Regions from separate parts of the Homo sapiens genome. Here region 1 is linked to region 2. Evidence: chromatin loops called from intact Hi-C (ENCODE). Cell type or tissue: dorsolateral prefrontal cortex. All regions are shown on one strand. Each heading gives the region's core, and the rest is flanking DNA. Links, peaks and the distances in the headings are about the cores only.

Region 1 (7,073 bases), core at 2,096-4,595, 210 kb after region 2:
GTGAAAATGGTTTACCAGTGGTCCTGGGAATTTATAAAAAAACACCTCAACTTCTTCATACATTTAAGAATATTAACGGCCCCAGGAAATGACTTGGGTGCTGAGGTCATTTCCTAGATGGGCTTGCAAATTTCATTTGTCGTCAATTTCAAGGCAAGTAAAAAGAAACTGGAAACTGGATGTGAATAGTTCTGGGAAGTGAGGGGGACATGGACACCATGCATACCACCCAGGGTCCAAGGAGGAACTTTTGAAACATGACATCATAGGCCTGGGACCAGGTCAGGCTTCAGTGATAAGGCACTTGAATGTGGAATATGAAAAGAGAAAATCTCTCCCAAGTGAAGTGGAGACCAGCTGCTATGATGTGTGGTCGTGTAATAGATTCACATTCATTTAAATATTTTTTAATACACACTTTCTACCAGACAATTCTGAGGACACAGAGATCAATACAATCTCTGTCCTCAGGAAACTCACTCTTGTGAGACACCAGCATACAAGCATGTAATCACCAAACATGTTCTAAGTGTGATGAGAGAGGGAAGCAGAGGTGCTGAGGAAGCTCAAAGGAGAAGCTGGATCAAATCTGCCAGCATGAATAGTGACTGCCAGTGTGGAAGAGGGGGCTTTGCTCATGATATCCCACACATTTGCCAGGGTGATTTTTTAAAACTGCAAATGTGGCCATGTTGTTTCCTTCTTACAATGCCTTTTTTAAATGATAATTTCTATGCACTAAATATTTGTGTCTCCCCATAATTTATATTGAAGCCATAATCCCTAATAAGATGGTATTTGGAGGTGGAGCCCATGGGAGGTGTGTAGGATGAGGCCAAGAGGGTGGATCCCCTGTGATGGGATTAGTGTCCTTGTAAGAAAAGACGCCACAGAGCTTGCACTCACTCTCTCTCTCACTCTCTCTGTCTTTGTCTCTGACTCCTCACCATGTGAGGACACAGTGAGAGGGTGGCTGTCTATAAAGCAAGAAGTCCCGCACCAGAACCCAACCATGTAGGCACTCCCTCTCAAACTTCCAGGCTCAGAACTGTGGGAATTAAATTTCCGTGGTTTGAAGTCTATGGTATTTGTTATAGCAGCCCAAGCTGACTAAGACAATCATTTAAAGTAATCATTGCTATCTCGAGTTGTCCCCTGACTTCCGGATTGAACCAACATAAATCTTACATGTATTGATTGATGTATTATGCCTCCCTAAAATGTATAAAAGCAAGCTATACCCCGACCACCTTGAGCACGTGTTGTCAGGACCTTCTGAGGCTGTGTCACGGGCTCGTCCTTAACAATGGCAAAATAAACTTTCTAAATTGACTGAGACCTGTTTCAGATATTTAGAGTTCACAAGGTGTATCAGTTTTCCTTACAAACCATTCAACATTCTTCGTAGTGCACCTCTGGCCATTGCTCTCCTGTTTCCTTTTCTACCACTTCCCCACGTGAACCTTGCCCCACAGGCAGGTTCAACTGCTTGCGCTTTCCCTGAAGAAGACTGCATGCTTCGGCATCTGCTGTTCTGTCTGCTCTCATGGTGCCTTTCTGCACTTTGTCAGCTAGATCTGTTCCTAGTCATCCTCCAAGTCTCAGTGCACCGGAGTTTCCTCTGGGAAGCTTTTCCTGCTCTCCAGGACAGAATTCACAACCCCGTCCTCCGGGCCTTTGCTTATGCCACTCTAGTGTCCTGAAATGCTCTCTTTCTGGTTGTCATCAACTTATCTTTCAAAACCCATCTCCAGAATTATCCCAGGTATGAAGTTTTTGCTGACTCCTCTGAGAGAAGCAGCCATGCTTTCCTTGATGTTTCCACTCAATAGACTTCCCTTGTTCCACCTGTGACATGGAGCTCTGCGCTCCTTGAAGGCAGACGCTGTGATTCTGTCTCCACATCCTCAGCCCTTGGTACATGTTTGGGAAATGAATGGATGGATGCATTTATCACATCACATTGTAATTAGCCTGCCTGTGTAACCTTGTATACCACTGTATATCATGAGCCCCTGAGGGCAGGGATTTGTTCCTCTATTTATTCTATCTTTTCTTTTTCTGTGTTTTCTCTCTCTAGCACTGCTATCCACACAGACTAAGTAAAAGGCAATGTTTGTTAGACGGGTGAGTCAAGGCTCAGGCAACTCATCTGGCCGCATTTGTGTTATTTTTAAATCTTACACTAAATGAAGTGACACAATGAAGAGTCCATGCTGAATTCAAAAGAACACCTTACAAGAAGCCCTACGTTCTGACCTTTATATCTTTATATCCAGAATCTTTACTGTGACCTTGGCCAGTCACTCACTCACTTTGAATCTATTTTCTTGGAATGACTTATCAGCTAGACTAATAATATCTAACACACAGGGTGGTTTTGAAGATTAAACAAGACGGTATACACAAAATGCTTGGCACTTGAAGGTGCTCAATGTTCATTTCCTTTTACTTGGTTAATGTCATAATATGGCTTCAATTCGATTAGTTCCTTAAAAGCAAAATTCTGTAGGTCTTTGAGAATTATAGACACAGTCTAGGTTATGTCCCCCAGTCAGCTGAATGTTAAATGGTGCCCTTGAAACCTGACACTAGACTTTGCCAGGAAGATATTAACCTACTTCCAACTCATGCTATTTTGGGATTTGATGGCTTTGGAAAGAAGATAACAGCTGACTTTTATGCAGATAGAGGATAGCTGTGTTCTGAAAGAAAGTGCCAAAACCTCAACTAATGCCACTTGGAAAGAACTCAGCACACTCTGAAGTTGGGCATTCAAAGGCTATTATTTGTATGCCAACATAAGAGTATATTCAGGAAGTTGCAAAAAAAAAAAAAATCAAATCTAGTAGCAGTAGACTCCAAGGGAACTGGAAAATTCTTTTGCCCTGCTGCTCGTATGTGTTCAGCAGCCACGAAGATGGAAATAAGGGTATATTTGTTAGAATAGTCTATGTTATGTTGTAGTTACAAATAACTTCAAACTTCCAGTGACTTGAAACAGCAAACATTTTATTTTATTTATGCCACATGTTGCTTATGTGCAAGCAGGGTTCTGCTCCATGTTGTTTTCACTCAGGAGTTGAGGCTGACAGAGGCTCCACCAGATGTAAAGCCCTATTCATTGTGGCTGGGGGTATAGGCCATGGTGAAGCACACACTGAGTCTTACAACTTCTGCTTGGTAATGACATCTATCCTATTAACACAGGTTTCATTGCCCAAGCCAGTCCAGGATGATGTCTTGATTCCTCATTTTGATGATGGGGTAAAGATGGTACAATCCACCGAAAAAGATATGCTTCGTTTGAGACATGTTACATTTGCTCTGCCTGAAGACAAACAGGAGCAGATATCAAATAGGCAGTTGAATGCATGGATATGGAGCTCAGGTGAAAGATATAAGCTTGAGATAAACATTTGGTGGTCATCAGCTCAGAAGCGGTAGACGGAGCTAAGGGAGAGTGGATAGAGTAAAAAATCAATAAGAAAAGTATGACAGTGTCATGTACTGGTAAGGATGTCAATAATTGGAATATTTATGCAATGATGATGAAGTACAAATTGATACAACTATTTTGAAAAACAATCTTCAATTAACTATTAAAGATGTGCAAACGCTCTCACCCAGCAATACCAGTTCTGGATATATAGCCTAGAAAATTTCAAAGAAGATATAGAAGAGACGTTTATAGCAACAAAAAAAATTGGAAACAACCCAAATATTCATCAACAATAGAAAAGCTAAAGAAATGTGGAGTATTCATACAATGGAATAATCCAGCAACAAAAAATTGTAAGGCAGAGCTGCAGAAACAACATGTATGAACCTTACGAACATAATGTTAAGTGGAAAAATAAAGTTGCAGAAGAGAATATCCATGATGATTCTTTTCATATAAAGTTCAAAAGCTTGCAAAACTAAACACGTGGTAAAACTTATAAGTGAGGAACAGATAAGCACAAAAATCAGGATAGCAGTTGTCTCTGTTGGGAAAGGGTTGGGGATAGGATCCCAGCAGTACACAGGAGGTTTCAAAGATGAATGTAATATTCTATTTCTTCAAAAGGGTGGTAGGAACAGGGGTGCAAGTTGTACATGTTTCTTTTATATCCTACGTGTATTTCATAAATGTTATTTTGCTTCTACTTAATACTTGTTACTATTTTATTTTTTAAAGTAACAATCTAAAATGTAAAAACAAACAGATGAAAAACAAAATAAAGGAGGATTAAACTCTCAGGCATAATACATTTTAAATGGTAACCAGAGGACAAGGAACCTTTAAAGGGGACTCACCCAATGGCCAGAGAGACAGCCAGGATGGAAGAATGTCTTGGAAATTAGTAGAAAGGTAATCATCATGGCTATCATTGATGAAGCATCTTCTATGTGCTAGACACTTGGCTAAGCACATTATAAATATATTCCACTTAATCTTTCGACAATACTAAGACATAGATATTATTATGTTCTCTTAACATACAAGGAAAATAAGAAACAAGAAAGTAATTAGTCCAAGGTCTTATATCTGTATAAGTGGCAAACTTGGATTGGAACAATGTCTCTGACTAAAAGTCTGTACTCTTAACCACAATGTTATGTGCAAGGGAATGAGGATTTTGAGAAGGAGGAAGGAGTCAGAAGCATCAAATGTTGCAGAGAAACCAAAATAAAATGGAGCAGAAATGCTTCCACTGGATTTGAAAGTGAGGAGGTTATTGGTTTCTGTCCACAGGGTCAGCAGTGATCATGGAGTGGTGTTAATGAAATTCAAATTGTATTAGATCAAAGCATGAATTGGAAGTGAGAAAGTAAAAACAAATCACATAGAATATTCCTCGAAGGAGAAAAATAGCCCTAATATTCCTCAAAGGAGAAAAATAGCCCTAAGCAAAGGTCATCTTACATTGACGATACTAGAAATTTGGGTAGGAAGGAAACTTTTAAGTGGTTTGCAGAATCAGGGACCTGATTTGAGTCAGGAAAGCGAGGGACGGGAATATGTGAGCAAGAGGGCCAGAGAGTAAAAGACCAGGGTAGATAGAGTGTTTTCACTTTCAACCCTGATGAGGTAACAAGACATGAACTTAACCTGCTCATAAACAATAAACAACAGGATCAGTTAGGTGAAGGAATTGATTTCCAACATTGGACAATAGGTAGTGCAGGGCTATGATCCTTAAAAAGAAGTTAACAAATAAGGTGAGCCCTAAAGCGGCTCCAGCTTTCTGCCTGCAGGTAACTTCTAAACTGTGAACTTAGGGAGAACCTGAAAGGAGCCTGGAGACCCCACTTGAGGACCATATAAGAGATGAGGAAATTGAGATATTCAAAGTTTCTAAGGCAGAGCTATAGAAAGAATGGATCTAGGTAAAGAAAGATCCCCAGAAATCTGCATAGGGTCCCCCTTAAGTCTTTGCTGAGTAAAAAGTCACATTTGTATAGAGCGAGGTGACACAAAGCCAGGCAAAGAATGACCAGGAGTTGTAATCAGAACAATTCCCAGAGGTCACAGAAGGCAGAGGAACATTCAAGCTTCCACCAGTCAAATTGCAAGCCTTGGTGATCATATGGGACATTCAGTGAAAACCCCAGAGAAATCATACCATAGTCATAGGCTGAACAACCTCAGTAATAAAGCCTGTTCTGGAACTGCACCAGAAAATCTTACAAACAGGTCTCTAAGGAATCAAACTGATCCACAAATAATTTAACTACTCGTCAAAATAAAACACAACACTCTTTCAAGGAAAACAGAAAACTCCAGAACCTCATTGACATAATAGTCAAAATGTCTAGAATCTAGTAAAATATTTACAAGACATAACAAGACAGAAGAAAATGTGACTTTCAGCTGGTAGAAAAAAAAATCAAACAAATGAACACTAATCCATTAGTAGAAACAGACCCAGAAATAACAGAGACAATTATGAGCTATTAGAGAAGGACATTAAAATAGCTATTATAAGGGCCAGGCACGGTGGCTCATGCCTGTAATCTCAGCACTTTGGGAGGCTGAGGCCGGCGGATCACCTGAGGTCAGGAGTTCAAGACCAGCTTGGCCAACATGGCAAAACTCCCATTTCTACTGAAAATACAAAAAATTAGCCGGGTGTGGTGGCGGTCACCTGCGTTCCCAGCTACTTGGGAGGCTGAGGCATGAGAATTGCTTGAACCTGGGAGGCAGAGTTTCAGTGAGCCAAGATCGTACCACTGCACTCCAGCCTGGGTGACAAAATGAGACTTGGTCTCGAGAAAAAAAAAGCAATTATATCTATGTACAGGTATTAAAAGACAAACATGGAGTTAAGGAGAGAAAGAGAAGATATAAAATAGACCCAAATGAAATTTCTAAAAGTTAGAAAAAAAATCCCAATATCTAAAATGTTAATTTCAGTGAACATGATTAATAACAGATTAAATATTAGACAAAAAAGATGTCAACTTGAAACGAACTTGAAGACATAGCAATAGAATCTAAGTTGAAGCACAGAGAGAAAAATTCTCTGAGGAACAAAAACCAGAGTGTTAATAAATTGTGGAATATTATTAAGTAGGCTAATAAATGTGTAATTGTAGTACTGGAAAATAAAAGGTGGGGGGAGGGACAAAAAACGTGAAGAATAATGGTCAACATTTTCCAAATTTGATGACAACTCTAAATGTTTAAATTCAAGAAGATCAAAGAACCCCAGCGCACGAGCACACACACACACATACTCACACACACAATCACACCAAGGTGTATAATAATCAAATTGCTTAAAACCAGAGGTTAAAAAAATCTTCAAAGCACTGACATGAAAAGGATTCTATGTATATAGGAACAAAGATAAGAATGGCGGCATACTTCTTTTCGACACCAAAATATAGTGCTATGTATTTTTCAGTGTTAAACAACATTTTTTAAGTGCTGAAAGAGAAAAAGTAGTAAACCTAGAATTCTATGTTGAAAGTGAAAATATACTTCTTTTGTTTTTTTTTGAAAGAGTCTCACTCTGTCACCCAGGCTGGAGTGCTGTGGCACAGTCTCGGCTCACTGTAACCTCTGTCTCCTGGGTTCTAGTGAT
Region 2 (2,500 bases), core at 1-2,500:
GGATATATGGCTGTGTATGTGTAGTTGTCATCTTAGGAACTAAAATTACCATGTATCTTTTAGACTCATGTGCTGGATGCCAAGAAATATTAAAGAATATAAGACACAAATACAAATCCTGAATAATGAGTTGATCTATAAATGCACTAAAAAATCAAGTTGTAAGTATGTGAAAATTAAACCTCAAATATTACAAAAGGGTGAGGAAAAGGGATCCCCATTTATTGTTAGGTGCTTCACATGATATCTCACTTAACCTTTTTAATAACAGAATAAGGGAAATGTTTCAAACCTGGTTTTGCAGCTCAGAGAGGGTAAATGATTTGCCCAAGTTCTTACAGCTGATATGTATCGGGGCTGGAATTTGGACTCAAGCTTGACTAAATAATGACGATTGCTGACATTTATTGAGTGCTAGCTAGGTACCTCTCACCAGGTTAAGCAGCGTGTATACATTCTCTTATTTAATCCTCCCAATGAGCCTATAAAGTACTTGTTACTATTGTCTCCATTTTACAGAACGGAGGTAAGAGAGGTTAAAAATAACTTACCAAAGGTGGTGCAGTGAGTGAGTTTGAGAGGTGGGGTCAGACGTCTGCCTGGTGAGGTCATTCTTAACTACTAGGCCCTACTGCCTATATTCTCCACGTGTTTCTGAATCCCATGCTTTTCTCCACTACTCCATGCTGGCTTTCGCATTGGCAACCCCTGAAGCGTCGTCCAAAATGAGTTGGACTAGTGGTTCTCTGGACCTGTGAAGGTCTGTTAGGTCAATCATGGGGCATCCTCTGCTATTTTCAGTACTTCAGAAATATCTAGGCATACTGAACTTTCACCAGTGATTAACTTGTCAAGCCTAACTCACAGCATCAGCCTCTGCCTAGACTAGTCAAAGTATCAGCATGCTGTGTTTGTGATGTGAATGACTGCTGTCAGTTCACTCTGGTCTTGTTTATTTCTGCTAATGATGAGATGAGACACTTTTTGTGCTTGGATTAGCAAAAATAAACGATGTGAAATATAGTTTACTTGGTAAGTACAGATGTCTTCTAGATGTGTCATAGAGGGGCAAGAATTAACTATGAGGGATTTTTGTTGCTGAAAAGGCTGGACACCCTAGAATGGACCATCAGCTCTAAATTTTGAGGTAAGGAAGACCACTGGGTCCTGGATCCTATAGAAGGCTTTCTAAAGAAAGGAGGGGCTTTAGGCCAGGCGCAGTGGCTCACACCTGTAATCCCAGCACTTTGGGAGGCTGAGGCGGGCAGATCACCTGAGGTCAGGAGTTCGAGACCAACCTGGCCAACATGGTGAAACCCTGTCTCTAATAAAAATACAAAAATTAGCCGGGTGCGGTTGCGGGTGCCTGTAATCCCAGCTACTCGGGAGGCTGAGGCAGGAGAATCGCTTGAGCCTGGGAGGCAGAGGTTGCAGTGAGCCGAGACTGTGCCACTGCACTCCAGTCTGGGCAACAGAGGGAGACTCTGTATCATTTAAAAAAAAAAAAGAAGGGACTTTAGGCCTTTTATCATTCACATCAGGCAGTGGTAATGGGTCACTCTGTTTGTGACCCTTTTTGTACCTTAGGCTCGAGCTACTGTCCTTGTGGTTTGGTGTAACCTTTAAGTCACATTGAAAGATTTTGAGCTTCTCTGGTTAGTGGCTGCGGATGCAGCTCCTTCATTAAATGCAGTACATGGAACTTCTACCAGTAGCCTCTTCCCCACAAATGACCCACATTGTTGTAAAGTTAGCAACCACTGACAGGAAGTGGCAGAATGCGTCTCAGCCACACAGCAGATTTCATTAGACACTCTCCCAAAGTAGCTGTTTGGGTCAATTTGGCCTCAGTAGGTTTATAGAGAAGAATGGCTTAATCCATTATTTCTCATTGTTACATTTGTCTTGCTGTCATCTTAGCCTTAATGGATGTTTTCATTAGAAGCACAGTGTCTTCCTTGGAAGCAAGTGCACACACATATGATCAGAGAGAGGAACTTCCAGCAAGCTGAGATTTTAAAAATATTTCCAAAGTTGTTACCAACTTACTGGAGAATCTTTTGTTTATTGGGTTTGTCATTTAAATCTGTCTGGAGAGTAGCAGCTCCAGTGACACCGCAGGAGGGATTTTGGGCTGCACTCACCTTTGTGACTGATTGCTTTGAAAGGTCAGCTCTATAGATGTTATATGAAAGCAGAATTCCTAGGGACTGGCTGGGAAATTAAAATATACTTCTTGAGTCAAAGCATTCAAAATACAGGGCTTTCAATTCGAGGGGAATAATAAGCTGTCTTGATTTTAGGTTTAATTTTCCTAAGGCTATTAATGGAGTTGAGGGACCTTTACTTATGATTTTGCCATAAATTTGTTGTTGCAGCTGTGCTTGCCCTAGCTGTGAAATCCAAGGATTTATTATTAATTAATAATCCCTTTTACTGAACAATTCTACCAAATGATAACGTTTGCATCTGAGAGTTTGAATTTATATATTCTTTCTTG

The links. Hi-C counts contacts between places; a loop is a spot of excess contacts. Peaks named below come from ENCODE experiments on the same cell type or tissue, not always from the same donor. Only the 100,000 strongest peaks of a DNase experiment are listed, where the experiment ranks them.
Region 1: a loop joins it to region 2, with 2.8 times the contacts of the local background. A loop is called at or near these places in 4 of 110 quality-filtered maps.

The regions. Positions count from the first base shown.
Region 1 is chr1:56,351,194-56,358,266 of GRCh38, reverse strand. No RefSeq gene overlaps it. Among named protein-coding and RNA genes, the nearest start is that of LINC01767, 60 kb to the left of the region's middle. In dorsolateral prefrontal cortex, for the core only: no CTCF peak of the experiment used is centred there; no DNase peak of the experiment used is centred there.
Region 2 is chr1:56,564,430-56,566,929 of GRCh38, reverse strand. All of the region lies in intron 1 of PLPP3 (phospholipid phosphatase 3), which reads left to right. Among named protein-coding and RNA genes, the nearest start is that of PLPP3, 14 kb to the left of the region's middle. In dorsolateral prefrontal cortex, for the core only: a CTCF peak has its summit at 1,541; no DNase peak of the experiment used is centred there; H3K27ac peaks cover 2,500 bases.